Linked DNA regions of Homo sapiens: regions 2 and 3 are each linked to region 1. The links are chromatin loops, found by intact Hi-C in ENCODE. Cell type or tissue: K562. All regions are shown on one strand. Links, peaks and the distances in the headings refer to the core of each region. The heading gives the core; the rest is flanking DNA. Region 1 overlaps PCCA (propionyl-CoA carboxylase subunit alpha). Region 2 overlaps CLYBL-AS3 (CLYBL antisense RNA 3). Region 3 overlaps CLYBL-AS3 (CLYBL antisense RNA 3).

Region 1 (10,174 bases), core at 3,281-8,280:
CCCAGGCTGGAGTGCTGTGGCGCGATCTCCGCTCACTGCAAGCTCCGCCTTCCGGGTTCACGCCATTCTCCTGCCTCAGCCTCCCGAGTAGCTGGGACTACAGGCGCCCGCCACTGCGCCCGGCTAATTTTTTGTATTTTTAGTAGAGACGGGGTTTCACCGTGGTCTCGATCTCCTGACCTCGTGATCCGCCCGCCTCGGCCTCCCAAAGTGCTGGGATTACAGGCGTGAGCCACCGCGCCCGGCCAAAAACCAACTCTTAACATTTAAAAATAAATGTTATCTGGAAAAGATTAAAAGGCCAAATCCAGGGGTAGTCGTTACCTCTGAAGAAGACAGGACAGGAATGAGATGGAGGAGCTTGCCACAGGGGAAGTTCATGTTATATGTAATGTCTCATTGTTAAATAAAATTTGAAACACATATGGAAATGGTGAACAAAGGGCACAGGAGTGCTTGTTGGATTCTTCTCTGTAACTTTCTGCATGTTTGTAGTATTTCATAATTTTAAAGTCTTAAAATGTTAACAAATGCATGGATCTCTGTGTACATGCTGTGAGATACAATCTGAGGTTTGGGTGAAAACTGGCATCTTGTCAAATAAACTGCTTGAATAACTATTGCTATAAAACATATAAATTTAATTACTGCAATTATTTTGTGATTGTAAATCAAGGTATCCAGAAACTGGAAAGTCTATGAAGCAGCCAGGCTAGCCCCTCTGCCAGGGAAAGATGCAGTGAGCGAGCCTGGGCTGCATGAGGCACACAAGCGCGATGCCAGGCAAACACCCGTCGGGAGGGCCCAGCCCTGCCTTCTCGTTAGGATACGTGAGAGCTTATGAAATTTTAAAATCTTGTTTAAGAAATAAAAAATAAAGGTATCTCACCAAGTTTGCCAGTTCTGTATGGTCGGCTATAAGCTCAGTTACATGAGGCTTAGAGACAAAGGGGAGGAGGGGACGTCAGACTCTGAGATGGGATGGGGTGCCTGTGTCTTGTGGCCCTGACTGCACACCTGCTTGGGAGCCTGCCCTGTCAAAGGAGCACGTGCAAGGAGGAAACAAAATCAGGGTGAAGTGTAAGTGGTGTTGCCACCGACGCCCACCGATGTGATGCTTTCCCTGGCACACTGTACAGTAGGCTGTTTCTCGCCTTTAAGGCGTTGTTCACAAGAGGAACAACCGCAGACACCTCACTGTCCCCTGCTGAAGGTCAATTCCATCACGAGGTGGATCTTTTCATCTTAGCCCCACCAAAATATCCCGAAGTCTAATATCGAATGGGCTAATTCGCAAGAAAAAGCAGCAACAGGTACTTAATTTCAATCTATTCTTTCACCTGGTTTCACTAATTGTTAAGAAAGAAAGAAATGCAGATGAGTATATAGCAGCTTATGGTTTGTTTCTCATTTGTTTGGTGTATTAAATGAGTATTTCTGATGCAAATCTGTGATGACTGCAGAATACGAACATTACTTGAAAGAATCTTAACTAAATGCAATATTAAAATGCCTCCTTGGGTGACTATCTTATGGGGTGGTTTTGTTTCTGATATCAAAAGGCTAACAAAGCGAATGTGCTCATCATGACTTTATTTGACTTCAAAGTCAAAGTGAAAATTATGCAATAAATTCAGCAGCTATAAGTCTAATTTGACATGTGGAAAAATGTATTCTACCGTTATTCTGAAAATATATATATTTCTAACATTTCTGTTCAAGAGTATCATAAAGGTAGAAGTTTGAAACAGCTGAGTCATGCTAACTTTGATTACAGAAGTGCTCCCAGTTTACAATAGTGTTACGAGTCTAAGAAAACGAGTTTTCAAACTGAAATGAGTTACTGCAGAAACATTTTCAGAAGGCATATAAAAAGGCACTAAAATTTATTCTATCAGTTGTTTCCTAAATTATATTACTGATTCTGGACCTTAATAATCCACTGTACTTTCTTATTGATTTGTTTGCTTACCTGCATTTTACTGTGTATTAACATCCTCTCTCCACGTGTTCGGAAAAACTATTACACAATCATTTAAAATGTGACCTGCCACATTTAATGTTAAATAGTATATAACAGACACTGAAAAAGTTATTAGGAACTTTTGCTGTGTGAACCCTACAGAAGCCCTTCAAATAAAACACAGCTTCTGTGTTTAGGGCAGGCTGAGTGTTTCAAATGAATCAGTGCACAAGGCCCTGCCACACCAAGCGCCCCGAGCGGATTCACTACTTCTCAACGGCCACCCCACATCTCTTCTTCCTGAGGTTTTTAAACTGTGTTCAAATTGTTTACTTCACAAAACAGATTTGTTCATTACGATTTATGTGACACTTTTTTTAGAACTTATTGCCAGGCCCACCATTCTACGATTGGTCAAGTTTTACTTCAGCTAAGCTAAACAGAAACATGATAGATTACTGGAATTTAAACGATAAAAAGTAACATTTCAAAGAAAAACAGAATACTTGTAAGGCCCTTAGTTGTTTTAGGGTCCTTATTTTCCTTGAAAATACACCAAGGAGACTGACTCCATTATCTTCCCACCCATAAAAGGGGAACCTCGCCCGGCTATTGTTAGTGCGGAGGAAAACACAACACGCCCCGCGGTGTTAAAATCACTTAAAACCGCAAAATTTCAACGTGACAGGTAGTGTTTCCTCACAATGGCCTCAAGTAAGTGACGTGCCTCTGGTCCAAGGAAGCTTCTTGTGTTTTAATTACACTAAGCAGAATTTAACTATAGAAGTTGCGCTAAGAGCCGACGATGAAACTTCTCAGGCTGCATTGGGTTTCGGTATTAGTGGTTTGGGACATTTTTCACAAGCAGTAATTCAAGAGAAAAGGCTGTTTCATCAAAACACAATGGCACAGAATATGAAAGGAAGTTCTGCAAGTACCAAAAAAGACAAATAAAAGCAAGTATACGCCCCACCTGAGCAGCCCCCGCAAACAGAACTTAGGAGGGAGCTGACAGATCCCGAGGTCCTGAGCCTGTTCACTACGCGTGCCCCCCAGGTACTCTGAATTTAAAGGAATGCATAAAATATAGGCCCCGTTGCTCTGCCGTAACATATTTTTAACAGTTCTCAAACCATTCTTAATGAGTACACACATTTAATTATTGGTGGGTGTTTTTAATATCTGAGCTACATCAATGAACCAAGGACTGATATCACATTGTTCCCATTTACGAAATGCCTTGCTTTTCTACATTCAATTATTAACCAGGAAATGGAACGTACAAAGGCCAAACCCTTTCGGTATGTGGGAAAGTCAGATCAGGAGCCAGCAGCTGTTAAAGAAACCAGAAGGCTGCGCTGATCTGGCCTTGGGAGCGCCCCGTTTACTGCCTCTGAGCAACCTCCTTGAGGGCCGTGTGAGGGGCCAGGGCTGCAGTCTCACCCTCTTGCCCTCCAGGCTTGAGGCAGGAGTGGTCTCCCTCATCCCTGCCCGCCCTCCCTCCACTCCGGTTTGGATTCAGGTGTTAGAAAAGGATTTAAGGAAAACACTTACTTGAAACACACACACACACACACACACACACACACACACACACACACACGATTTTATAATTAAAGCCACACAATTAGGAGTGGAAAGCTCAGGCTGGCAGTATACAGACTAGATAGATGCCTTCCAGAAAAAAAACTTAAGAAAAATGAAAAAAACAAAACAAAACCCTTATATTGTTTACGAACCTACATATCTAGTCACTAGAAGATTCCACTGACAGCTCTGATAATGTCACGTGCAAGTGAACGATTCTTAATGTCAAGGCCACGAGACTATCCTCTTACGACCCTAACTCTGGAGAAGGAAGATGTCCTCCCCTGAATTTTACACACATTACACACACACACACACACACACACGTAATTTTTCTTATGGCCTCTCCCAAATCCTTAACACGTGGGCATTAGACAGTCTTAAAGAGGGCTTTCTTCCAGGAGTATCAATGCTTTCACAGCAAACAACAATTCACAGCCACGTAGCCTCTTTTATGCCTTTCTGAAAAAGTGGACAGTTCTATTTCTGTATCACCAGGTAAAGCAGCTGTTAAGTCGGTTTTCTAACTTCGCATATTAGTTTCAGGGCTGGTCATTCAAACAACTAAAACTGATCATGTTTTCTTAATATTCACATTTATTGCAAATACTTTTCTAGAAGCCAATGCCAACTACCTGATTTTTTCCTCAATGTTAAGCAGATATTTTATCTGTACTATTGAGAAATCAGGAGGCACTAAAATGTAAGTCCCAGTGACCTGAGATACAAAACGGAATCACCACCTCATCCATGAGAGACAGTCATGTCCGGATGCTATTTTCCTGCACATGAATAAAAATGCAAGTATTTAAGTGTACCTGGAAATCTGGTTGCCTCCTAAATTGTTTTCTTTTCACTTTTGCTGCTCATCAGTAGAGATTTCTATCCATGTTCTAAGAAAATGTGTGCATCCTATCAATTCATCCATGTAAGTTATCTCGAGGAAATAATATAGCTTTGATTTGTGCTTTAATGTCACAAGATCAAGATGAAAAACTTCAAACTGTGATGCTACATTTTATTTACCAAGTAATGGAAGTGCTCTGGTACTGTACAGATTGCAGAATTAACCTTTCCTCAACTCTTCTTCCCAATTAGACATTTGTTCCAGGAATCATGCAAAAAGTTCCTCATCGGAGTATTATTCCCTGGCATGACTTCAATGGATGCTTTGAGCACAGCATACTAGAGAGTAAGCAGCACTTTTAAGGAAAGTACTTCCCAAAACACTGCATTTGCAAAATGATGGAATGCATCTGGCCTTCTTTCTGCTCCACTCCCAGATCATTTGGGAGGGGAAGCGCTGAGGGTCCTGGCACCAACGTAATGCAAACGTGAAACAGGTCGACAACACACGCAATCGATTTTGCTGTTTAGGGGGCGTCGGTTAAGTAAGAACTGCAAAGAGCCGAATCGTGCTGTGCCGTTAGCCGTCGCTTTGGAAGGGGAAGTTGGAGACCAGCATGTCCTGCAGAGAGACACACACAGCCCTTACCGCGTCTCCAGGCTTGACAGAGACGGCCACCACCACTCCGGGCATCGGGGAACGCAGAACACTGCTTGTGTCCTCAGTCACTTTTTCCAGCATAAATTTGTTCAATTCTGCGGCAAGTCTGGTTAAGATATTCACCTTGTACTTAAGGGAAAAACAAAACCAAACCATAAATGAGTTTAAATGAAATTTTCCTCAAAAGTAGCATTCATTCTAAATCAATTTTTAGCTTTTAAATTCAAATTACAGTAAGAGCCTTAAATTCAAATGGTTCTCAATTGCTGCACACATCAAAATATATTTGTTTCTGTCATATATTGAGCTATTTCAGAAAGTTCTTGAAATAAGGGCTATTCCAGTTATTAAAATTAATCATTGATAAGTATCATCCTGTATCTTTAAGAAAAACATCTCAAAACGTTATAAAGAAAACTGAGAATTTTACTTGTATTCCCTTCACCACCTACAAACTTATCCCTATCAAGGAAAATCCCATGAGCTGGGCAGACCCAGGGGATGGAGGAGGTGACATGTGGACAGGCGCCAGTAGATGGCAGCAGATGGCTGTTGCAGCTTCCCACAGCCCTCCAAGAGCGGCTGCACTACGTATCAGTAAGTTAAGACAATGGGGTTCAGTGTTCATTTTGGGCAAAATAGTATTTAAAATTCCATTTTTTCAGTGACAGAAAATGTTATATTCATGACTGAAAACGTTGGCTTTTCTTAAAGGCACTATGTAGTCTTTCTGATGTAACAAGATGGTTAGGAAAAGATGCAAGATAATGAGAAAGCCTTCTGCACTGAGAGACAATAACATCAAGATGTTATAAACACTGATGGAAAATACGCACAGACAAGTATATTCATGGCACCTTCTGTAGGTGGCTCTCAAACAATCGGGCATATTTAGGGCAGTTCAGTGAAGCAGAACATTTCAAAAAAGAGAATTCCTATCCTCTCCGTGAATAAATCTATGAGCCACAATTTGGTCTATCCAAACAGAAAAAAGATAAAATGGTTTGAGGAAGTGTCTCTTGGTGAAATTGGAACCACCACCCGAAGGTTCTGGATCCCTACCAGGTCTGATTTCTCTTGGGTAAGAAAGAAGCAGCAGTGAGACAGCTCCATTTCATTCAAAAAACCTGCTGTAACTCAAAGCCTCCTGTGGGCATCATGATGGCAGGGATGCAAAAACAAAATATAATTCCCCCTTTAATTCTGCATGGGGACGGCGGGAATCTCTAAGTGCCTCTTCACAGGGCCTACTGAAAAGGGTGGGGGCAGAGCTTTGATGGCCTAAGTTCCAAGTGGATTTGCGACACTGTGACAGGTTGAATAATAACATCTTTTGCATGTTTCTTTACTCCTGAGTGTGTGTTTTGCAATCAAGACATAGAAGCGTCTGCCAGTTTCTGAAGGATATGTTCCTTAAGTGAAATTACAGTGCAAATAAAAGCTTTTTGCTCCTATTAAAATTCATCTGAGTCATAAGTGGTGAGGGAAAAAGCGAGGAGAGTGCACGCTGCTGTCAGTCTAATAAACATTCTGGGCAGAGGGACTATTTATCAGTGAATTGTACCTCCAAGTCCTTCATTAAATCAATGGGGGAAGGTGTGGAGGGACAGAGAGGACTATAATTGGACCAAATTGCACAGTTTTCCTATCTGTGCTGTCTGCAATGGGGGAAAAAATCCAACATCACTAGAGGCATCAGAGTCAACAAAAAAGTTACTTTTCTAGTTGGTATCGCCCTGAGCTGCGCCTTCTGTGTGACTGACTTACGACGTGCCTTGTTCAGTTTTCAGTGTAGCACACAGATCTATTTTTTTCTTGTTTTGCAGAATTCGACTTCAAAATATGAAGCCTAAATTCAGGAAAAGTATCTTCATTCGCTGAGAATATGATTTACCACATTTCCCCACAGTGGATATACTCCAAAAACTAAGTTTAGTTATATCACAGATCAGCCTGCATATGAACGAAGCGCTAAGACTGTATTTAGCTTCATTTCTCCCCAGAAATTACAAGATTCTGACGAACACTGGATCCTTTTACTATTTTTATAATTTTCATCTTTCAGATTCCTTTCTCTGTAGGACTCCTGCTTTGCTTGGAAAGAGATGTAAAAGAATCACAAACTCAATGCCTTTAGATGCAGTCTTTGTTACTGATGAGATGTTCCTTTTCCTTTTGTATTTGTTTATTGTTCTTAAATCTGTTTGGGGGATAAGTGACTTATTGTAATAGCAAGTAAAAAATAACAACGGGGTAAACTCCTCCAGAGAGGCCTTGGTGCAAATAGTTGGTTTAGAAATGACCTTTCTGAATATAAAAAGAGAAGACAGAGAGAGATTCTCTTTTTAAGATTACCTTTGATGTTGTCCTGAGCCCGTGAGTGTACCACACAAACACGCCTTCTTAAAACAGCCTCTCAGCTGGCCTGTGCTGTGCTGCACGGGGCGCGTGCCGGGATGGGGCCCAAGCAGGGTGCAGCGTAGGGGCCCATCAGAATGAACTGCCTGGTGAGAACCGTAAAAGCTTTTTGATGCCCCAGAAAAGAAGTCATTTAAGAATGTACACCAGGGCCTTCCAAGCTTCTGATCAAAACTGCTATTTACTAGCATCTCTGGATTCTTTGGGGGCACAGAGAGCCAATGCTTTGTGAGACTTCAGGAATGTGCCCCTACCTGGACCGTGGGGTACAAGCTCGGTTTCACCGTGGGCATTTAACTATTCCTCAAGGGTTGTGCGAAACTCCCTTAGAGAGTTTTGATTTTAAGTTTTTGTGGTTGTTTTCAAGAAGATAAATCACAAAGTTGATGTTTGAGGGTAGGAATCCAAGACTCTGAAGGCTTGTGGACAGGACAGAGTAGTAGGATCCCAGAAGCAGCCAGGTTTTCCCGCTGCCTGGGTAGGATGAGGGAACATGCCAGCGTGGGTGACAGGCAGCTGCCTGTGGGTGGGGCTGGGCTGCCATGGAGCCGGAAGATGACTCGCTCCAGTGAGCTCGGGGCTGGTCAGTGCGTGGAACTTCACTCCGCTGGCTTAGGAAGGTGTTCTCCAGACCACACAGCCAAATGAAAAAAAATGTTCTTGAAAAACAGCTCACCACGTAAGTGAGAACAGAACAGTTGCTCTCTGGCTTGGCCTGGTGGGACTCCTCAACCCACACACGACAGTAATGGGAGGGAATGAGGTGTTATCTAAGGACTGAATGACGGAAAGGTGACCCGAACCCGGGTCTCTAAGCAAATTAATTTTATGGCCTCTACAGTGTGAAATCATGTCTAACAAGAAAATTTCTCCCAAAAGATTAAAAGAAAGAAAGAAAAGGAATCACAGCTGACATGAAAGGGTCAGGAGGAAGGCCACAAGAGCAGGACAATGACAAGAAACACCAGTGGGATTGTTTTTAAAACTGACACGCAGCTCTTCCGTGGACCTATTGAAAGCCTGGGGGCTGAGAGTGGTTGCTGCAGCAGGAGGCGGCGGCTAGTCACAGTCTGGGTGAGAGAGGGATGTTATCACTGGACCTCATTAAGAAAAGCATCCTGCAACTGGGCATGTATGCCTGCACCCCAGAAATCAGCACCCCAAAGACAGCAAAGAATGACCCACTTTGAGACACACTCCACTTTCACGGATACACAGAATACCACCCTGGAGGCTTCTGTATTTGTACAGTACATGCACCTCCTTACAGCATTAAATCCACCCACTTTTTTCCACAGCCTGTAGAAGTAGCAGTAATGTAATTCTGCAGACCCCATGCGCTAAATGTTGCAATGATCCCGAGGTCTGCGGCTGCTCCCGAGGTGAGCGCTTGCAGTTTGCTGTACAGTTTTCAGCTGTGATTTCAAAGCCTCCAGTGCCACTGTCAACCTCCGTTCCTCTTCAAGTGGGCTCACTTCCAGTTTCCATTTATAAGTCATTCTTCCAGTAACAATTAGGACACGTACAGTTGACTGACTGTTAATGTTCTTTCATGTCCTCAACTGTTGGCCATCTCAGTCAATACCAACTCAAGGGCAGGTGCTATCTTTGACTGTAAATCACTGTGCATCAGCTATCTTGAAGCACTGGCCAAATACTGTCCATGCACCCCTCACTAAGTAAGGAGGCAGACACTTCTTCAAAGATTAGGCTCTCTTCCTAGTCAAGGTTTTACACCTTCTGGCCCCAAAGGTCTCCAACATTAAGCTCTGTCTTCATTTCCGCAGCGTGGCAGTGAGAGCAACACTCAAATATTCCCCTAAAGGTCTACTGTCCTAACTCAGAGCTGGAGAAACAGTGTCAGTGTTTTTAAAGTGATGGAAAGCGCGAAATGCAAAAATGATGCATCTTTAAAAACACTGGCGTGGCTGAAAAGCAGAGAAAAACTAGATATGAGTTAAAACAGTTCAGTGGAATGAGACTTGAAATTCAACCACGTTCTACTCTCCTAAATTCTTTGTAGGGTACACAATTATCACTTGAGGAAAAGCAGAGCAAGGTTAGGAGCCATACAAAATAATTTCCCTCTACTTCTGCACAGGGCCCAATCGCCTGATATCTGAGCTACACCACCACCACCACAAATCTCCAAGACACAACAGTGACAATACACAGAATTGAAGCCTACGGCCGTCCTTCCTTTGGAGGTGCAGCCCAGGCAAAGGAGCGGACATGGACAGGCAGCAGCTAAGGCGCAGGGCGAACCACAGCCTCCTACAGCTGCAGTCGCTGGAGCAGCCTGTTAGCATAATGCTGTGACAACTCCATCAGTGCAGTCTCAAGGTAGCTGTCAATCAGGATGCATCATTTAATCCAACAGCACTCGGAGGACTTTCTCCTACAACCCACATGACAGCATATCTACAGCTCTATTTATATCAGCGCCCAGTTGTGTTTACAATATTGTTGTAATTAGAAAAGATGCAACAGGCAGCAATATTATTGAGATTTCCATTTTGTAGTATTGCCCTGTAAAGTGTGATCTTGCTTCACAGAGTCATGCTAAATGACAAAAGGCTATTTTCTTCAATCTCCCAGCTCAGACAGCACTTCATTTGCAGCTATCTATAATTAGATTAATGGTGTAGTGCGGTACAAAGCAGGCCCACTTCACATCAGATAGCATATGAATTAGGACA
Region 2 (10,174 bases), core at 2,750-7,749, 610 kb after region 1:
TTAGCCCAAGGCAGATAGTTGTGATCAAAGCTTTCTGGATCTCTCCCAGGAGGTCCTCGGCTGGAGAGAATGGCCTAGGACCAGACCCTCCAGTGTGAAGCACCCCCTTTCCCTCTGAGACCTGTGAGCAGGCCAGCCCTGTGGGGAAAGAGGCAAAGGAGGCAGATGTGGGGGAGCAGAAAAGGTGGGGGAGGTGTACTGTTCTGGGGGAGGCAGGGTGGGAAAAGCTGTCTCTGCAAAGATGGCTCAAAGCCCGCTGAGCTCCCAGTTGAGCTTCTTACAAGAGGGAGGCTGCCCTTTCAGGGCCTCTTTTGCTCTCTTGAGACCCCCAGGGAGGGCAGCTACGCTCACCTCTGCCTTGCGGGGCTGTGGGACTCACTTGGCTGAGCTGTTACTTGACGTCTTTGCCTTCATTTTCATAAAAACTGTACAGTTTTGAGCTGACACTGGGAAAAATACTGCTTTTTACTTATATGCTTTAAGTATATATGAGAAAAATTAAATTATGGAATATTAGTTTGAAGCACGACGCTGCCATTTTAGAGGCCACACATTTCTTTTAGGTGACATTTATAGGACAGCCATCCATACACGTGTGGCTGATTTCGAAAATTATAGCATGAGACATTTCAACATGATGGCTATTTCAGCCTCTTCTGCAATCATTCAGGGATGTGAATGTGTATAAAATTAGAAATTAGGTCATGTGTGAGGAATCAATCAACTCTTCCTTATCAAATCAATTCATGAGACCCAAACATAATTATGGAAACTGGTTTGAACTTTGCTTTTTAAAGTTTAGCATAGCCAGGAATTCCCAAATCATGTTACAATGTTGTCCCTTTGACTGCAAATGGAAGGGGCCACATTTCGCCTTTCGAGGTCTGGGAGTTCTGTCTGGCTGTTTCTCTTTTTAATCTGCAAAATGAGGGGTTAGACTAGAGTCTGATTGAATTAGTTTGGGGTGGGGCCCAGATATTAGTATTTACTAAAAGCCCAAGAAATAATTCTAATATCAGCCAAGATCCAGTCCATTGGCTTAGGTGACCTCTAAGTCCTTCTTTGGCAACAAAATGCTGTGCTTTTTATAATTAAAAAGGTGTGGGGTTTTTTTGTTTTTGTTTTTTTTTTTAAGAGAGGGGTCTCACTCTGTCATCCAGGCTGGAGTGCAGTGGCACGATCACAGCTCACTGCAGCCTTGAACTCTTGGGCTCAAGTGCTCCTCCCGCATCAGCCTCCTGAGTAGCTGGGACCACAGATGTGTGCCACCATGCCAGCCTAATTTTCTTAAATTTAATTTTATTTTGTAGAGATGGGGTCTTGCTTTGCTGCTCAGACTGTAATTTAAATTTTTAAACAAAAGTAAGTAAGGAAATCAGATTCATTTTGCAGATAATGCTACTTAAAAACATCTTCTTCCTAAATTCAGATTTCATGGAAGTCCACAAATTAAACTTGCTTCATACGGGACGCGAACCTCACGGAGTATTTTGGGCAGATCTTACGAATTTAGAAAAGTTGTGTTTGCTTCACATTTTTATATTCCTAAGTGAGTTTTAAGCCAGTTATCCAAAACAAATTTATTTTTCACCTTTAAGAGTCAAGATGTCAAAGTTTTTAATTTCCAGGTGGAAATCATGGAAATCGAAAGGATCAAAAAGAAATGTTTACGGATAGAGAGAGATAAGAAATAGAGATACTGACTTTTTGCTATTTGCTAAGGATGACAATTCCCTGTGTGCATGTGTGTGTGCGTGTGCGAGTGTGTGAGTGTATGTGTGTGTCAGTGTGCGTGCGTGTGTGTGTGCCAGTGTGTTTGCAATGAGCCTCTGCTGGGATGGGGGAGGAGTAGCCAGTGCTGGGGGAGCACCTTCAAGGAACTTTAAAGACAGATGGTGGCAGACTGCGGCCATGGGGCCAGCAGGCTCCTGATTTCATGGCAATGTCTGCCTAGCAACCCTCCTTATTGAAGACCATGTCTCCAGAACTAGCCAGGTTTTAAAATGTAGTTCAACTTTGGAGATGGTTTTTATTTTCTTGTTATGAAATCGAGGCTCCTGCACTAAGAACTCAAATGACTGCATGCCTATGTCTGCTCATGAAGACGGTCTGTGGCAAAGTGATGCTATGGTTGAAACCCGTCCATTGATAGGTCACAGGAAATAGAAAGATCCAAGTTCAGTATTTGGATTAGAAATACAAGTCAAAGACGGAACACTGCCATCAGAAATGTGCGATCCTAAAAGATATTTATTTGAAAGTTTTGAAAAAAGTAAAGCTCATGCCCTGGGGCTTCTGGGAGTATGTACAAAATACAATAATTAAATTAAGTCCAGCAGTTAAAGTTCCTCATAAAAAGAAAAAGCTGGAGTGCTTCCCAATGGGGAATGCTTCACTTAAAAGGAAGGTTTTACTCTGTGGCCTGAAGGTCAACAAACTGGGACTCTGTGGGAATGGATAACATTTCTTAAAGGGGTTCTTAGGTCTTCGTTTTGTTGAAAGAAAATAAAAGTAAAAAGGGACAAGTTTTGAAAATTCAAAAAATGAAGGTGCAGTCCTAAAATCATCACAATTTTTATAAACGCTACACTGGAGGCTATGAAAACATGTTCTCTTTTCTGAGCACTAATCTAACACATATGCCCTTTGAGAAGGAAGAGAAAAAAGGCCAGTGGCGCCCTCTGAACAAACCAGTTTAAAATATGCTGATTTTCATAGGCAGTGTGCATGCAAATTCATAGCCCATTCATTGGCTATTTATTTTGAAAACATTTACCTTAAGTATTCTCATATATTTGACAATTTAAAATTCCTTATATGACACAAAGACTGATCATATTTTAAAAACGCTTTTATGAGGCAAAATTATGAAAATTATCATCTTGGGTCACATTCTTATAACCTAAAATGGAATGTTTCTCATAATTTGAAAATATCTGTTTTTATACTAATCATTTGTTGTTACCTTTCTGGTAATATCTCCCCCAAAAGGAATAAGGTTAAGAATAGGATAGAAATTACATTTTATGAGTTTATACTGTTATAAAAGGTACACTTTATGAGTTTGTATGTACATGTAAACTTGATGTGAAGTTAAACTTTCTCATTTCTAAGCATCACTCTAGGCTCTCAAATGAGTTTCAATCACCAATTTGCAGATCATCATCTTCCTTATGACTTACATAAAAGCTGAATGTTGGCTTTGCATTAAGACAGCATGATCAAAGGCAGGATATTGGGAATAGCAGCTTTGACTTTGGGAGGCCAAGGTGGGTGGATCACTTGAGGTCAGGAATTCGAGACCAGCCTGGCCAACATGATGAAACCCCGTCTCTACTAAAAATACAAAAATTAGCCAGGCATGGTGGCGTGTGCTTGTAATCCGAGGTACTGTGGAGGCTGAGGCAGGAGAATCACTTAAACCCGGGAGGTGGAGGTTGCAGTGAGCTGAAATTGCGCCACTGGACTCCAGCCTGGGTGACAGAGCAAGACTCCATCTCAAACAAACAAACAAACAAACAAAAAAAAAAAACAAAAAAATCCAAAAAACCAAAAACAAAGAAATAGCAACTTTGGCAGCAAAATTTAATTTACTAACTAATTAAGCAGCCTCACTGACATTTCTACTTTGATTCCCAAAGTACAGTATTATCTGTCTGTGCACTCGGGGTCTCTCTCGGGGTCTCTCTGGTAAAATGGACACCGTAAATGTCCTGTGCCAAGCCCACAGTCGAGGAAGGATTGCGGAATGTCCTGCAAGCAGCTCATGGCCTAAGACATTCGATTTACCTCCAAAACACACACAGAATTAGAAAAACATAGTTTGCCCGTGTTGTTGTTTTCTTTCCTACATTTGTTATTTTTGCTTTTGGAATTGTAAGGGGAGGAAGGAAGAGAAGGTAAAATTACAAGGCAGAAGGAAGAATCTAGCAGGACTAGATGGAAGGAGAGATGATGCAAAGAACGGTGCCCATGGGGGATGGAGCTTGGGAGTGAGGCCCGCGGCCAAGAGGTGGTGTCGAGGGAGCCAGCTCAGCATGGCGCTGCAGCCTCTGTCCTTGGCGCTGGCATCCACATCATGCCTGCCCCGGGCCTTCTTCCCTCAGACAACCCAAGACATTTTCCAGCCATTCAGACCAGCCCCCAGCAGAAAATCCTGCAAAATGTGCAGGGGCATGTTGAGTCTGGGAGGCAGGTGCTCAGGGACCTACAGGGGCCGGGGGACATCAAGGTGTATTGCGAGGTGGCACTGGCCTGGTGGCAGAGCTTCCTGGCTGTGTTTTTGATGACTGGTTGTTTGAATTGTGATGAATTCGAGTATCTTTGCTGGGGTCAGGCACTGTCTCTGAGGGAGGCAGTTGCTGAAAAGGAGGCTTTGTTATTTTTCTCATTGTTTCAAAACACACATTTGGAGCTTGCTCACCCTGCAGCACTGATGAACTGGGGAACCTGATGTGGAAGCACGAATCTGAGGAGCTCGAGGGAGGAGGAAGCTGTGTGGTTTAGTGGAGAGAATTTGGAGAGTTTAGTGGTAGTCTTGGTTTTGCCAGCAGTGTGACCTTGAGCAAGTCCCCTAGCAGGTCCAATAGTTGCACAACTCCAGAAGGTGCCCCTAGCATTGCATTTTTTCTATGTGGATGGTGCCCCCTTCAGCCAGGAGTTGGTACTGCATAATCCTCCAGCCCTTAAGGGTCTGCAAGATCAGGGGACGGGACAAAATGATCAGATAAGAGTTTACAGTCAGAACATCTCCAGCACCGAGAGAAACTTCCATAGGCCAGCAGTGGAGCTAGGAGACTGTTAATAACAACGACAACAACAAAAGAGCAATGCAGCTCCCCAAAATGCACGTGGCTGTGGGAGTGTGCCGCCCTTTCTGGTATGTCCCAGAATTTGAACACGTTTTCCTGTGAGAGCATATACTTCATCTAGTAATGAAAGTAAATATGAAGGCCAGGCCAGGTGGCTCATGTGTGTAATCCCAGCACTTTGGGAGGCCGAGGCGGGTGGATCACCTGAGGTTAGGAGCTCGAGTCCAGCCTGGCCAACATGGTGAAACCCCATCTCTACTAAAAATACAAAAATTAGCAGGTTGTTGTGGTGTGCCCCTGTAATCCCAGCTACTTAGGAGGCTGAGGCAGGAGAATTGCTTGAACCCAGGAGGCAGAGGTTGCAGTGAGCCAATATCTCACCACTACACTCCAGCATGGGTGAAGGAGTGAGACCCTGTCTCAAAAAAAATAAATAAATAAAAATAAAAATAAAGGAGAAAATGGGGTTCGCTGCGTAGAAATGCATATTCCAACCAGCTCTGCGCAGTGGGATTCCCAAACTCTACTGTGCGCAGGTTTGGCCCCTGGGTGGAAGTCACTTGATCTTTACTGAATGCCTACTACGTGCCAAGCATGATGCTAGGTGCTTTAAAAATACTGTATTTATTTATTAGTTTTTCCTCTTTATTTTACATTCATTCTTTTAAAAAAATTATTTTAAAAAATTATGGTAAAATATAAGAAACAAGATTTACAATTTTAAGCACTGTGGCATTAAGTACATTCGTATCGTTGTGCCACCATAGCCCTCCTCTTCTCCAGAACTTTTTTCATCTTGCAAAAATGAAACTCAGTACCCATTAAACAGTAACTCCCCATTGCCCCACCCCCAACCCTGACAACCACCATATGCCAGGTGCTTTTGAATACAGTAGTTCATTTAATCCTCTGCCACAGGTTAGGAGCTCTAGAAGCAGATGCTCAGACAGAGTCTACGGTGCAAGATGCCAGGGAACAACATCCAGGAAAGGAAGGAGAATTCAGGATTAGTGTGAAGGAGAAGTTGAATGGCCAAGCAGACCCAACAAAGTCTTGGCTAACCCCACTGGAAACTCTGGCATGTGTGTCCCACCTCTGGCCAAAATGGTGGGGGGCCCTGGAAGGGTCTTGGGCAAGGCAGCGGGGTGGGGAGCTGTCTGCTGACTGCATCTCCCCAGCCCGGCAAGTGGGGATCCTGGAAGTGGCGCATCTCTCTGACTACCACATCCTCATAGGAACTCTTGGAGTTAGGTGTTTTTATTTGGGTAGCTGAAGAGACTGATGTTCAGAGAGAATAAATGGCTTCTTCTTCTGTCTGCACGTAACCTAACCCATTAGTGGTAGAGCCAGCATCAGAACCTAAGTGGAGGAGGGAGACTCAGGTCCTGATTTTAATGAATACATTTTCCACAAGCTCATGCTGGGGATGAGAGGCGAGAGCAGGAGAGGGATCAGAGATGTGTGACAATGTTCAATATTCAAGGCATCCACACTATTTTTTGGGGACACACACATCTAAACAACCACTATAATGAAAGTCCAATCCGTGCAACAGAAGGACTAAGGGAAGAGCAGCAAGTTGTCTCTAGGGGAGCTGGGAGGATCTCTCAGGAGTGGCTTTCAAGCTGTGTCTTAAAGAATGCTTTGGCGTTTGTTGGGTGTCATAGAGAGGGAGGGTTACAGCTTGTGCAAAGGCTTCGGAAAAGATCAGTGTGGACAGTGGCCAGGGCCTCTTGAGAGAGCCATGCTGTCACTGATGTGGGTACACAGGGGCGGGGGCAGGCAGTAGCTGGAGCTCCCTTCTGCCAGCCTGGGAGAAGCTCCCGAGAGCCACCGCACGAATTCCAGGCCCTGGAAATTAGATGGGGAAAAATGGATGTGCCCTTGTCCTCATTTGGGGGTTTGGGTTATTAGCCAGCACAGTTCTCCCAGAAAATCGAAGCCAGAAGTTCATGTTGGTTTTTACGTTCTTCCTTTCACAGAACTCAAAAGACCATCCCCCTGCCCCTTTTTAACATTAAGCCAGATGCCTAGAGTATGGAGTCTTTGGAAGAAACTCTCTACCACAAAGCTCTCTAAAATGGAATGTTCATTTTTCTCTTGATTCTATTAGTGTGTCTGATTATGAAGGAAATTTGATTCTGTGTTTAAAAACAAAACAGAACCCAGCCAAACCAGCTATTTGGCGTTATGTAAACCAAAGAAATCCAGTTTCTTGTCACTGAATCTCTCCCCTTTAGCCAGCTATTTTATCATCATCACATAGCCAGTGTTCGGCCTCTCTTGTTTTTTGTAAGATGGAGTTTTCAGCGTATCAACTCCTTTATTTATGTAATGAAAGGAATCTCTAAAGTTCCTTCCAGGCCTGGGGCTCCAATCCCCAGGGAACCTGCCCAGTTTTCTTTCTTTCTTTCTTTCTTTTTTTTGAGACGGCATTTCGCCCTTGTTGCCCAGGCTGGAGTGCAGTGGCAGGATCTTGGGCAACCTCTGCCTCCCGGGTCAAGCGATTCTCCTGCCTCAGCCTTTCGGGTAGCTGGGATTACAAGCATGCGCCACCACACCCAGCTAATTTTTTGTATTTTTAGTAGAGACGGGGTTTCACCATGTTGGCCAGGCTGGTCTTGAACTCCTGACCTTAAGTGATCTGCCCACCTCAGCCTCCCAAAGTGCTGGGATTACAGGCGTAAGTCACTGCACCCGACCCAGTTTTCTATATGTTTACATGTTGCATGCAACGGTGAAAGAGAGAAAGTTTCACCGACAGAGGAGTCTCACACAGTTTTGGGATTCCTCCTCAGTCAATGGTAGGCACAGGTGAGTTGAGAGGCTGTCTTACACCCATCCTGGTGACAGCCAGCTTTGTCCTGTGACTTAGGTGCGGGTAGCTTGACTCTGGAAGTCTGGCCCCCTTCTATACCTTCCAGAATGGGTTTGTTCTCGAACAAGAGCTTGTATGGGAGAAAAGCACCTTAACTTGGCCAAATTCAGCCCTAATCTTGAGGACAGGTTTCCAGTTCCCTGCGTATGAGCAAAGGGGGAATGGGGCCAGGATGGAGTGTGTCTCTCTGCACGTTTGAAAGGCTGTGTACAAACAGAAGGCCTGGCCTCACTCCTCAGACCTCAGGCAGGCCTCTGACGGGTTGAGGACTGCAGCCTGGCATAGCTCCTGCCCACCAAAACCGGAGGGGAGAGGGAGATGAAAGATGGAAAAAGTGGCTGGTTTCAAAGCATATGGCCTGTAGTTTTTCAAACGTTTTTAATTCCTAATTCGCACCTCTCTTGTTATCATCACACACTGTAGTAGCCAATGGCACTTCTTTTTGCTTTGACACTTGACATTATTTTAGGCCTCTGCTCCTCCTTTGGCTTCCACAAGGGCATTCTAATTTCAAAAGAAAAGTTCATCTGGAATAAGTCCTGTGACTGGCCCCTCTGGCACCCAGTCGGGTTCAACAGGTGTCTGTTGAATGACTAAATGAATGAATGAAGCAAATCCCTTCAAAAAGTTCGGCGACATCTTTACTCTCAGCAAAATTTCCCCATTTCCTTCTTAAACTTGGGATTACCACTTAGAGTGGCCTCCAGGGATTCCCAAGGGAAATCGGCAAAGTTGATTTAACAGTTTTGCCAAAACTCATAACCAAAAAGCTACCATAAAGGGAATGTTCATTTTCCTCTTGATTCGAATACTGTGATTGAACAAAGTGGGCGATTCGACTGGAGGACTGAAAAGCAGGGGACCGGGATCGTCCCTGCGTCCCTCGGGCTCGCGGCCAGGCGGTGTGAGGCCGGGGCTTCGGTCAAGGAGACCACGACCAGGGAGCTGCACCGGGAGCCTGCGGGGCCCCTCGGGGCTAGTCGTTCCGCGTGGCTCGGGTGCGGATTCGGGGCTGCAGGGACCCCAGGGCCGGCGGGACCCCAGGGCGGGCGCAAGGGCCCTGCGCAGGTGTCCGGCCTGCGCGCAGGGTGCGCGGGGGTACTGGGGCCTGGGAGACCCGAGAGAGACGTTATTGTTACAGTGTAACGAGTCTGATTAACATGCTCCTGACACTTTCTCTTAGTTTCTCGGGCTCCTAGCAACAGCGCACAAAGGCGCGGGATTGTCCCGGGCTCCGCGGGGACACGGGGCCGCCTTTGATCTGCCACCATTACAGCCGGGCTGCGCGACAGGCGCGCGGGCTCCGGGCGGCCCGCGGCGGGCGGGCGAGCAGGGCCCACAGTCCAGGCCTCCTGGGCCGCCACACTCCTCCTGGCCCGGCCTCGGCCCCGGCTCCGCGCGCACCGGGGGCGCGGGCGACGAGGCCTCGGGGCTCCGCAGGGCTCGGCGTCTGCGGCCACCGCGTGTACCCCGCGCTCCTCCTGCCCGCGGGGCCGCCCACCCCGGCTCGCGGTGCCCTTCCGTCGGAAGAAGCAAAAGTCAAACCCAGCCGGTCACTTACAGTGGAAAAAAATAAAAATCATTTAAAAGGAAGGGCATGAATGACAAAGAAGTCCCCAAATGATTTTGGCAAAACAAAACGAACTCGCCCCGCAGGTTGCAGCGCGCTTGGCGGAAACGGGGTTCGAGTGGCCGCCGCCGCCCGGGCGCTAACGACGGCTTCGGCCCCTTCCTGCAAGTCGCTCTTTACGTCGTGGGCAATTCTTACTGACTCGGAAGGCGATATGCTGCCAAATAACAACTGGAATTTAAACAAACGAACACCACCCCCTCCAAAACCAGCCCGCGCAGAGCTGCCGGGTCCCAAGCGCGGGCTCGCCCGCGGGGTCTGGGAAAGTCACTGATCCTCCGTGGGGACCGCGCTCAGGTACGCCGCTCCGCCCGCGGGAAAGACAGCGCGGAAAGAAAGGCGAAGACTTTCACGCTGAAATGCTGGGGTCTGGTCCTGCCTCCCGCCTCCCCGCGAAGACGAGCTGGGAAGCCTGGCAGCGGCTCCGCGGGTCACACCCGACCCTCGGCCGCGTCCACGAGCTCGGGGCCTGCGGGCCGTCTCAGAACCTGTTTTGTGCAATTAATTCATTGCTTTTCTAGTACTAGAGGAAAGAAATAAAACACAGAAGATTCAGTTTTCCAAGGTAAACCGAAATCATAAAAGCGGAAGGTCCTTCCAATTAAAACAAACCCGTATTTTTTTTCTCCTCGTGGCATCATCAGAAAATTACAATGTCCCCAATGAAGAAAGTCAGTTTCCCGAACTCCCGCAAAACGACCGGGTGCAAAAGTGTGAATGATAATAATATGTCTATTTTAGAGACGGGGGAAAACGACATGGTTTGTTCTATCTGCCCAGCGAAATATGCCACGGAAGGAGTTACTTTCAAATTCAAATCGGAGGCGGTGAAGTCTTCATCCCGCAGGACTGTTT
Region 3 (10,174 bases), core at 3,369-8,368, 600 kb after region 1:
TCCTTGTTGGAAATGGCAAGTAGCTCGAGGCTAAATGTGCTAAATGGGATTTAGAGAGCAAAACAAGGATTCTGGAGAACCCAAGCTTCTGTTCATTCAACATTCTCTACAAGGACGACCAGGAGTGGCAGTGGATGGGGAGTGACAGAGACGCTCACTGCCACTCTCAAGGTGTTTGCTCTATAGCCAGGGATTCAAATATAGAAGCCAATGAGTGCGGACAGTTCACGGGTTCTGTAAGCGAAGGCTGCACGGGGTCCAGTGGGAGCACAAAGCAGTGGCTGGGGAGGGTGGTCAGGGAAGGCTTCAAAGAGGAGGTGACACGCAGCTTACTCAACCAAGGAACAACATGACATCACTGGGGTTCGGGTCCTGCCAGAGTCTAGGAACCCACCATACCATTCAATACACAATTATTTCTCAACTTCGTTTTCCTGCGCTGCATTTATGTTTGAAGAGGAAAATCTGTTGGCTAATGAAGAGCCATCAGCAGGGGTTCCTGCAGACCTCCGTTCTGCCGAGTCTCCCGCCATATCTGTCATTTTCCATGTGTCCCTGTGGCTTTTTCCTCATGGGATTGTTGGGGGATTTATTTGCAAATTGATGGTTATGAAGCTTGGAAAATCCAGTGTTGGAAAATGTTTTAGGTTAGTGTCAAGTAGGAAACACTTCTTATTTACTTAGAGATGGCCAAACAGGCCAGGTGCAGTGGCTCATGCCTGTAATCCCAACACTTTGGGAGGCCGAGGTGGGTGGATCACCTGAGCTCAGGAGTTCAAGACCAGCCTGGCCAACATGGTGAAACTCTGTCTCTACTGAAAATACAAAATTAGCCAGGCGTGGTGGCGGGCACCTGTAATCACAGCTCCTCAGGAGGCTGAGTCAGGAGAATGGCTTGAACCCGAGAGGTGGAGGTTGCAGTGAGCCGAGATTGCACCACTGCACTCCAGCCTGGGCGACAAAGGGAAACTCCATCTCAAAAACAAGCAAACAAACAAACAACAACAACAACAAAACTCATGAGTAAAAAGTAAAACTTTTAAACTCAAGTAAACGAAAGATACCAAAGGAGAAGGAAACTTAACACTGTGGACAAACTTTTGCCATTAAAATTATAGGAAATGAAAACAAACATCACCAGCATCTCAATGCGAATGGTTTCCATTGACAAAATAAGGAATATTGTTAACTGTTAGTATTATTAATACATAATTTTTCAGGTCCTTGAAAAATTGGGGTCTGGATATCCAAATCAAGTGAAAACAGTATGATATTTATTATATATGACTCGAATAAGACATTGGTTTCGAGGTGTGGTTATAGAAGTGTTTATTTTCATCCTGCAAATCTCTACTGTATATATATATATGTGTATATATATATGTGTGTATATATATGTGTGTGTGTGTGTATATATATATATATATATATTTTTTTTTTTTTTTCCCCAAACGTTTTCCTCTCTCCCTTGAAAGTTGGTACATGCTTAAGGTTAGGAATAATAATAGTAAAATATGCTATTATAATGGCTGCAGACAGGAGCTCAGCCTTTCATCTTCTTTCAACTTGGCAAATATTTGAAAAACAAGATTGGGGGGAGGGGGGAGGGGGGAGGGATAGCATTTGGAGGTACACCTAATGTTAAATGACGAGTTACTGGGTGCAGCACACCAACATGGCACATGTATACATATGTAACTAACCTGCACGTTGTGCACATGTACCCTAAAACTTAAAGTATAATAATAAAAAAAAAGAAAAACAAGGTTAAAGCCGGGCGTGGTGGCTCACGCCTGTAATCCCAGCACTTTGGGAGGCCGAGGTGGGCGGATCATGAGGTCAAGGAGATCGAGGCCATCCTGGCTAACACGGTGAAACCCCATCTCTACTAAAAAAAAATACCAAAAAAAAAAAAAAATTAGCCGGGCACGGTGGCGGGCGCCTGTAGTCCCAGCTACTTGGGAGGCTGAGGCAGGAGAATGGCATGAACCCAGGAGGCGGAGCCTGCAGTGAGCCGAGATGGCACCACTGCACTCCAGCCCGGGCTACAGAGCGAGACTCCGTCTCAAAAAAAACGAAACAAAACAAAAAAAACAACAAAAAATGATTTTAAAAAATTTGCGACTTGTAAATCCACACATTATTTTGTTGTTCTGAAAAGAAAATTTAACATTTTATATTTTTAAAATTTGGGGGATCCTATCATATCGTTTTTTGTAACTCCAGATATTAGCTTAAAAATAGGTTTCAACATGAGTGATTTTCAGGTATTTATTCAAACATTTCCTCCTACTTCAAAAATACATAAAAACGTGATATGACTGCTTTCTTAAAGGATTTACCGAGATTATATCCTTTGAGTAAAGTGATCCTGAACTCAGTCTGGTTGTCAGTTTCATTAGGAAGGAAGTCGCTCATCTTGGTCTAAATATTCTCCAATGCCCCGTAACGCGGACATTGCTTTCAAGGAGCCATGCTTTCAAGGAGCGCCCAGATGGAAGACCTTTCTAACGACAGTTGGAAATATTCTAAGAAAAATTAATGCTATTTTAGAGTTACTAGTGGTAGGTTTTAAGATAAAACGTCTTTGTGGGCTTGTAATTTTTCCTGGGTAGCAAAGTGAAATTCGCAAACCTTGGGGCTCTCTTCTCATCCTTCTCAACCTCACATTTCTTATTTCACATGGCCTTCTGTCTAGTAACACTATACTTACACATTTAAGAACCATGCATTTAGGCTGGGCATGGTGGCTCACGCCTGTAATCCCAGCACTTTGGGAGGCTAAGGCAGGTGGATCACGAGGTCAGGAGTTCGAGACCAGCCTGGCCAACATGGTGAAATCCCATCTCTACTAAAAATACAAAAAATTAGCCAGGCGTGGTGGTGCACACCTGTAGTCCCATCTACTCAGGAGGCTGAAGCAGGAGAATCGCTTGAACCTGGTAGGCAGAGGTTGCAGTGAGCCGAGATCGCACCACTGTACTCCAGCCTGGGCGACAGACAGAGCGAGACTCTGTCTCAAAAAAAAAAAAAAAAAGAAAAAGAAACATGCGCTTATAGTTCCTCATGGCTGAGCAGCAACCTCGTTCTCTTGGAAGTGAGATATTTTTGAAAGGAAGTATTGACTAGAAAGTGAGGGGTCAGGGCTGTGTCTAGGATCAGGTTGTTCAGACAGGAAGGAAGGAAGAAAGTTTTGATGCTATTTAGAAACCTGACTTTGACATTTTGGGCTATCAGCTTGGTTTACTGGAAAAATGAAGAAAGACAGTTTTTTCTCACAAAATTGTGATGTGGGTTAGAAGAATACTGAAGAATTCAGTGATTGAGCCTTTGATATGGACAGTTGAAGTGCAGGAGACAGTTGCCAACATTTTGTTGAAGTCATTCATATACATATCTGAATCATAAATTAATTCTAAATGAGTGACATGCTTTTTAGCTTGCCAGAATTATGGAATTGCTGAGAGCAGAATGCTGTAACCTGAGCATCTGGTGATCAGACTAACCCTGGGTGGCCTGTTTGGTCACGGAACATGAGGACTCTGTGTGTTTGGAGGTTGGGCAGGGTCTGGAAGGTGACAGTATTTTGGGGGTGCTCTATTAGTCAGGAAGTCATGGGAATTTGCCTGCCCCGTTTGTCATATTTGGTTTTTGTTTGTTTGTTTTTGAGACGGAGTCTCGCTCTGTCGCCCAGGCTGGAGTGCAGTGGCACAATGTTGGCTCACTGCAACCTCCACCTCCCAGGTTCAAGTGATTCTCCTGACTCAGCCTCCCAAGTAGCTGGGATTTCAGGCACCACCACCATGCATGGCTAATTTTTGTATTTTTAGTAGAGACAGAGTTTTGCCATGTTGGCCAGGCTGGTCTTGAACTCCTGACCTCAGGTGATCTGCCCACCTCTGCCTCCCAAAGTGCTGAGATTACAGGCTTGAGCCACCATGTCCAGCTGGTTTGTCATATTTGTGTTTGAATTTGGCTCTACGTGGATTCTGCGTAAGATTTAAGTGTCTTAGTTGGAAAAAGCCTCTGCATAAATGTGCACTGAGGAATATTTGTAACAAAGCTGGGAGCCAAGTAGGGAACTGGCATAGAGATTCTTCTAGACACATAGGCAAAGGATAGCTACCACAGAAAACGGGCAGATATGTGGGATTAGAGTGAGAGGGGTAATTTAGGCGATGAAATGAGCTGGTCTCTTGTACCACTATATGGCAGGTGAGGCAGATCCCCAAGATGAGGGTAGCGGTGCTTCTAGGAAGGGGAGACCACCACACCCCTGCCCTTTCTTGACAAAGTATACCAAGTGCAGATTACACTAGAGGGAGCCAGGCCGATGCCAAGCTTCCCGCTGGATGATGAAGGCCGTGGAGATGAGGAAGAGACACAGAGAACGAAGATGCCAGAGGGGTTAGAAGTGAGGAGTTTACTGTAGTGGGGCACACAGAGAAAATAATATTTGATGGCAACTGGGCGGCTCTTGGCAAGAGATGACCAGCTTGGAAGTCCCTGCCATTCCTGACCCAAGGGCTGTAGGGATCAGCAGCTCAGGCACACACCTGTAACCCATCCTGCACACTGACTGGGAAGTTCTGGTCTAGTCAACGTCAGAAATACATAGTGAAAAGCCAGGGTCGTGGAGCCCTTTGAGAATCTGATGGAAGTTATGGGCCTTCTCCCCAGAAAGCCCACAAATGTGACACACACATACAATTGTGCTCACTGTTTCAAGGGATTTATGAAAATGCTCATCTACTTCTTTAATTTATTTTTATTTTGAGACAGAGTCTCACTCTGTCACTCAGGCTGGAGTGCAGTGGTGTAATCTTGGCTCACTGCAACCTCCACCTCCCAGGTTCAAGTGATTCTCATGCCTCAGCCTCCCGAGTAGCTAGGATTGCAGGTACACACCTGCAATGCCATCATGCCTGGCTAATTTTTATATTTTTAGTAGAGATGGAGTTTCACCATGTTGACCAGGCTGGTCTTGAACCCCTGGCCTTAAGTGACCTGCCCGCTTCAGCCTCCCAAAGTGCTGGGATTACAGATATGAGCCACTATGCCTGGCCAAAATGCTCATCTAATTTTGGATCTTATGATAAGAACCTTGGTTGGAGATTATTAAAGAAAGGGTGTTGATGAAGAAATGAAGGCCAATTCACTTGAATAAATTCAGCAACTAGGATTTAAAAAGTCCATCTAAAGAAGGAGAGAATCACAGACTCTTAGGGCATTCAAAGGCTCCATAAACCTCTGGCTTTGGAAGTGGTTCAAATGCTAGGGATACCAAGCAGAAAATATCCAGGTCAGGTCATTAGATCCAAACAATCGAGCACATTGCAATGGTTGAGCAGATCGCTCGGCTCCGTGTTGGCTACTTTTTAAAGGTCCTGATGTTAACTTGGTCAGGATAATAATTTGGTAAATAGTCAATGGCACAAGTTTTATTTCTGTATCCCTCCTTCCAAACATTTTTCCCCGGGAGGGACCCTTCTCTAGTTTTCTCGGTATGCATGGCGGAATGGGGAGCGTGTGGTGAGGTGTGCTCTTGCACGGACTTCCAAGATTGACAGTGGCTGCCTGGGTACCTATTGTCTCAAGGACTCTGCCACCCAGTGCATAATCAGTTCTAAGCCACTCATCTTCACTTGCCCATATGCCCCCTGGAAGCACCCGTATTGCTGAAATGACATGTATCGAAAACAACGAGACAGTCAGGGCTCAACGCCTTACCAACTATTTGTGAACCAAAATAATAACCAGATCTCAAAAGACTAAATGGTGGGCGAGGGATGGAGCGTCAGTACTACCTTAGAAAATATGTGACTTGTGTTAGTTGAATCTCAGGTCTGACATCATGTGAAAGTGCTTTCTTTGCAAAATACAGCCTGGGGGGAAATTTTGCCAGTGTCTTGCTCTGGTGAGTTAATATGCATTTAACCAGTTTTATAACAGATTATTTACCAACGGGAACAGAATGCTTTGGCACGGGATGCCTTTGAGAGAGCTATTCTATTGCTCTGGCTAATTCCATATTTCAAAATAATTTCCACATACTCCTGGTGGATGTAGGTTCTCTCAAACTCTTCCCTCTACTGGTGAAATGGGAGAACTGGCAAGTAGGTGAGATTATGTTGCCCTCTGGTGTCTGCCAACCCAAAAGAAAGAACTAGAACTTAGGAAGGCGATGAGATGTAGAAGGAAGGTAGAAGGTGCTCCCCATCGGGAGAAAGATAAAGATGGAGAGGTTGGGGGATGAAGAGGGAGGAAGGGAATGAGCTTGGTGTCCTCTGCCCGTTGGACCTTCTTCTCTTGGGTGAGTGACAGGATTCCAACTACTCTTCCTGTCTGAGGAGGAAAGTGACACCTCCAGGGCTATTTGCCTGATGAGTCTGGGGCCTCTGTGATTTGTGATGGAGAAGTAGGCTCATCGGGGGGGTGGGACCTGGCCATTCTCTGCAGGGAACCGCTGGGGAAATGAGCTGGGTGATGGCCACCCATAGTCCCATCCTTCAGGTTTGGCTGAATAGGAGAATGTCCCTGGGACTGGGAGTGGGAGGGAAATAGCCCTTGTCCTTGGGGGAAACTCTTGGCAGTTATGACATTATTAAAAGTACAGGGATGGTGAAGGGGAATTCGCTGGTTGTCCACTGCAGGGGTCTTCACACCTGGTAGCAGTGGCCATTTTAGACTGTGGCCCTTTGGAGCTCTCTCAAGAACATCATGCCAGGAGGGCAGCCCCAGAGAGCATGATGGAGAGGGGGAATTTCTTCCCCCACAGGGAACTGAGTCCAGCCCTCCACCCTCAGAATGGCAGCTACTGCCTGAGGACCCACCTGTGTCTAGGATGGAGACCAGGATTTTCATTCTCCTTAGGGAAACCCACCAATAACCTCAAATGTACTTCTCATGGCCTAGCCTGGGGCACCCGGCTCCTCCCCTCTGGGCCCGTGTCTGGGCTTTGCCATGTTTGCCAGGCACCCGGGGGAGCAGGGTGTGGTGAGCCCAGCCAGCCTGTTATTACATCTTGTATCATCTTCTGATGTGCCTATCCTGTCATTGACTTTTGATGCCCTACACGAGAGCAGGCATTACATTTTCTTGCCACAAACTATGGCAAGTCTGTGGAAATTGTTGATAATTTTTCTTACAGAAAGACCATTGGCTGGGCATGGTGGCTCACACCTGTAATCCCAGCACTTTGGGACGCCAAGGCAGGCAGATCACCTGAGGTCAGGAGTTTGAGACCAGCCTGGCCAACATGGTGAAACCCCATCTCTACTAAAAATACAAAAATTAGCTGGGCGTGGTGGTGCACGCCTGTAATCCCAGCTACTTGGGAGCCTGTGGCGGGAGAATCGCTTGAACTCGGAAGGCAGAGGTTGCAGGGAGCCAAGATTGCACCATTGTACTCCAGCCTAGGGGTCAAGAGAGAAACTCTGTCTCAAAAAAAAAAAAAAAAAAAAGGGAAAAGAAACAAAAAATTGATGACTATTCATAGAAACTGATGGCAGCTAGGAGTAAAAAGGTGGGCAAATTTGGGCAGAGACACAGGGAGGCAGAGCGCTCCATCTTTGGTCAGGGTTAGTGGAGACCATGGAGCCATGGGAGGAAATCCTTTGGGTGCCTGAGCCCTGTGGGGCTGGGGAGGGGACCTGGTTACCCTGGTTTCCTGGAAGGAGGCTGTGGGGAGGCACAGGACGGGAGTGAAGCTGGGAAAAGGAAGCACCTTCAGCAGCAAGTTTCTTTTGTAGATTATCTTGGGTTTTTCAAATCCTAGTTCAAAAGCCAGTAAAGAGCCATGAGTGTTGGCATGTTTCTGTAGTCCCAGCTACTCGGGAGGCTGAGGAGGGAGGATCACTTAAGCCCAGGTGTTGGAGGCCACTCTGATTGTGCCACTGCACTCCATCCTGGGCAATAGAGGGAGACCCTGCCTTAAAACAAGAACAACCACACACACACACACAAAACCAAAAAACCCAAAGCCAGTAAAGCTGGGATTTCTTTTCTTACTTCCTTTTTTTTTTTTTTTTTTTTTGACAGAGTCTCGCTCTGTTGCCCAGGCTGGAGTGCAGTGGCGAGATCTCGGCTCACTGAAACCTCCGCCTCCCAGGTTCAAGCGATTCTCCTGCCTCACCCTCCCAAGTAGCTGGGATTACAGGTGCCCACCATGCCCAGCTAACTTTTGTTTTTTTAGTAGAGGTGGGGTTTCACCATGTTGGCCAGGCTGGTCTCAAACTCCTTACCTCAAGCGATCTGCCCGCCTTGGCCTTGCAAAGTCTGCTGAAATTACAGGCATGAGCCACTGTGCCCGGCCAAAACTGGGATTTCTGATGTAATCCCCAGGCTGACAGAACTCTTGAGTGAAAGGGGGATAATGGTCTAGCACTTAGCTCCCAGTAAATTCAAAGTATAGTTATTGAATGAATGAATGAATGGAATATTGCAATTGATTTTGTTATTGGTTTTTGACTAGAGGGTATGTATATGGATGGTAAGTAAGAAGAGAAAATGGGAAAACCGATTTTGTTTTAAAAAACTGTATGACCACGTAGGAAACATAGGTTCAGATTATAGTTGTGGAAACTCTGCAAGACTAGGAGATGTAAAAGAAGGTTAGAGTGAGGAAAGAAAGCCAGCAGAATAATTTTCAAAGATAGCTAATTCATGGATCTGTAAATTATTTTATTTAATCTTCATGCAACTGAAACAGAAGCAGGCATAATAATTTTGCAGGCAAGGCAGTACACAGGGGGTCGGGCCAGCACCTCCACCAGGCACTTGCTGATTCCCTCCTTGGTATTTTCCCTACAGGTGAAACCAGCTTAGGCTAGTGACTATGAATGTCCGGCGTTGACTTTTAGGGAAAACACGCTGCAGAAGGACATCCTGCACCCTCCGTGGGGTGGCGGGGGGGGTATGATTCCCCCCATTTGCTGAGGTGCCCGCCAGCTGGGCGATGCCTTTGAACTTCTGGGCTTTGAGTGCCCACGCACCCGGCCACAAGCCACCTTCCCCAGCACTTGCTCCCTCTGAGGAAGCGGCATCTACTCTAGCACGGGCTTTGCCTGTAACCTTTAGTGCTGTTTTCTAGAAAAGGATTTGGTGAGGTTCGTTGTATTCAGACTGGGTTGTTCTTTTAGAAATTGGTCTGTGCTGTCTTCATTTTATTTGCCAAAATATGAGCTACAACGCTACGGACTGATCATTTTACTAAATCTTTCTCCTTCTCCCACTCCTGTCTGTCTTTGTAAGTCAAAGCTATTTTGCATTACGTGAGCAACAAAATGATTTACAAAATGAGAGACAGGGACAATCTATTCTAACGGTTAGATGGCAATAACAAATATTTACACGAGCCTGGCTGATGCTGACTTTTGGAGAGCGCGCGCTCCAACTGAAAGCTGAAAGCTGGGGAACTGAGCCATGGGAGGCCAGCCTCTGGTGTTCTGCTGGACAGCCTCTTGGGCCAAAAATAATCTTCTTTGTTTTTTTGTTTTAGAGTCTGTATCTGTAAAAAGAAGCTAATAGCTTGGACCCCTCTGTCAGTAATGCTGTGCAGAGTTCCCAGTTGACTTTCATAAGCCTAAGCCTCAGAGCTGGGGCTTGGAGGTTGGTGGGAAGGGGTGAAGGTTTGCGGGGAAGGCAAGTGAGTCCCTCTAAGGAGCTGCTGAGGGTGTCCTGGGCCCGGGGTCCTGGGGAATTTGAACTCCTGCTAGGCCTCATTTTTTCCTTTATCTCCTTTCCTCTCTCAAATAATAATGTCCTTGTGAAGAAAAAATATTTATCTTATTTTATTTAATTTTTTATAAAGACAGGGTTCTTACTATGTTACCCAGGCTGGACTCAAACTCCTGGGCTCAAGCAATCTTCCTGCCTCAGCCTCCAAAGTAGCTGGAACTACAGGTGCATGCCACCTCGCTCAGCTACAAATATTTTTAAAATTAAAAACTGGGCTGCGCATGGTGGCTCACGCCCGCAATCCCAGCAATTTGGGAGGCCAAGGCAGGAGGAACGCTTGAGTCCAGGAGTTGCAGAGCAGCCTGAGCAACATAGCAAGACCCTGTCTCTGTAAAAATACAAAAAATTAGCCAGGCATAGTGGCGTACTCCAGTCTGGGCGACAGAGTGAGACCCTGTATTTTTTTTTTTTTTTAAATTAAAAACCAGCAGACTTT

The links. Peaks named below come from ENCODE experiments on the same cell type or tissue, not always from the same donor. Only the 100,000 strongest peaks of a DNase experiment are listed, where the experiment ranks them.
Region 2: a loop joins it to region 1, with 10 times the contacts of the local background. A loop is called at or near these places in 81 of 110 quality-filtered maps.
Region 3: it touches region 1 in a loop (12-fold over the local background); 83 of 110 quality-filtered maps call a loop at or near these places.

The regions. Positions count from the first base shown.
Region 1 is chr13:100,510,439-100,520,612 of GRCh38, reverse strand. It overlaps PCCA (propionyl-CoA carboxylase subunit alpha), which reads right to left. Exons shown (of 24, transcript NM_000282.4): 22 at 5,046-5,186. Among named protein-coding and RNA genes, the nearest start is that of PCCA-AS1, 35 kb to the right of the region's middle. RefSeq lists enhancers at 711-1,376, 3,084-3,378, 2,827-3,551, 9,469-10,086, 10,087-10,174 and a silencer at 3,084-3,378. In K562, for the core only: a CTCF peak has its summit at 5,595 (motif pointing right); a DNase peak (open chromatin) is centred at 5,572; H3K27me3 peaks cover 345 bases.
Region 2 is chr13:99,895,004-99,905,177 of GRCh38, reverse strand. All of the region lies in intron 1 of CLYBL-AS3 (CLYBL antisense RNA 3), which reads left to right. It also overlaps a transcript of CLYBL not described here. Among named protein-coding and RNA genes, the nearest start is that of CLYBL-AS3, 57 kb to the left of the region's middle. RefSeq lists enhancers at 230-730, 4,040-4,616, 9,240-9,739, 9,740-10,174. In K562, for the core only: a CTCF peak has its summit at 4,654 (motif pointing left); a DNase peak (open chromatin) is centred at 4,677; H3K27me3 peaks cover 1,476 bases.
Region 3 is chr13:99,912,629-99,922,802 of GRCh38, reverse strand. All of the region lies in intron 1 of CLYBL-AS3 (CLYBL antisense RNA 3), which reads left to right. Among named protein-coding and RNA genes, the nearest start is that of CLYBL-AS3, 39 kb to the left of the region's middle. RefSeq lists enhancers at 8,433-8,932, 8,933-9,434. In K562, for the core only: a CTCF peak has its summit at 6,112 (motif pointing left); a DNase peak (open chromatin) is centred at 6,102; H3K27me3 peaks cover 1,311 bases.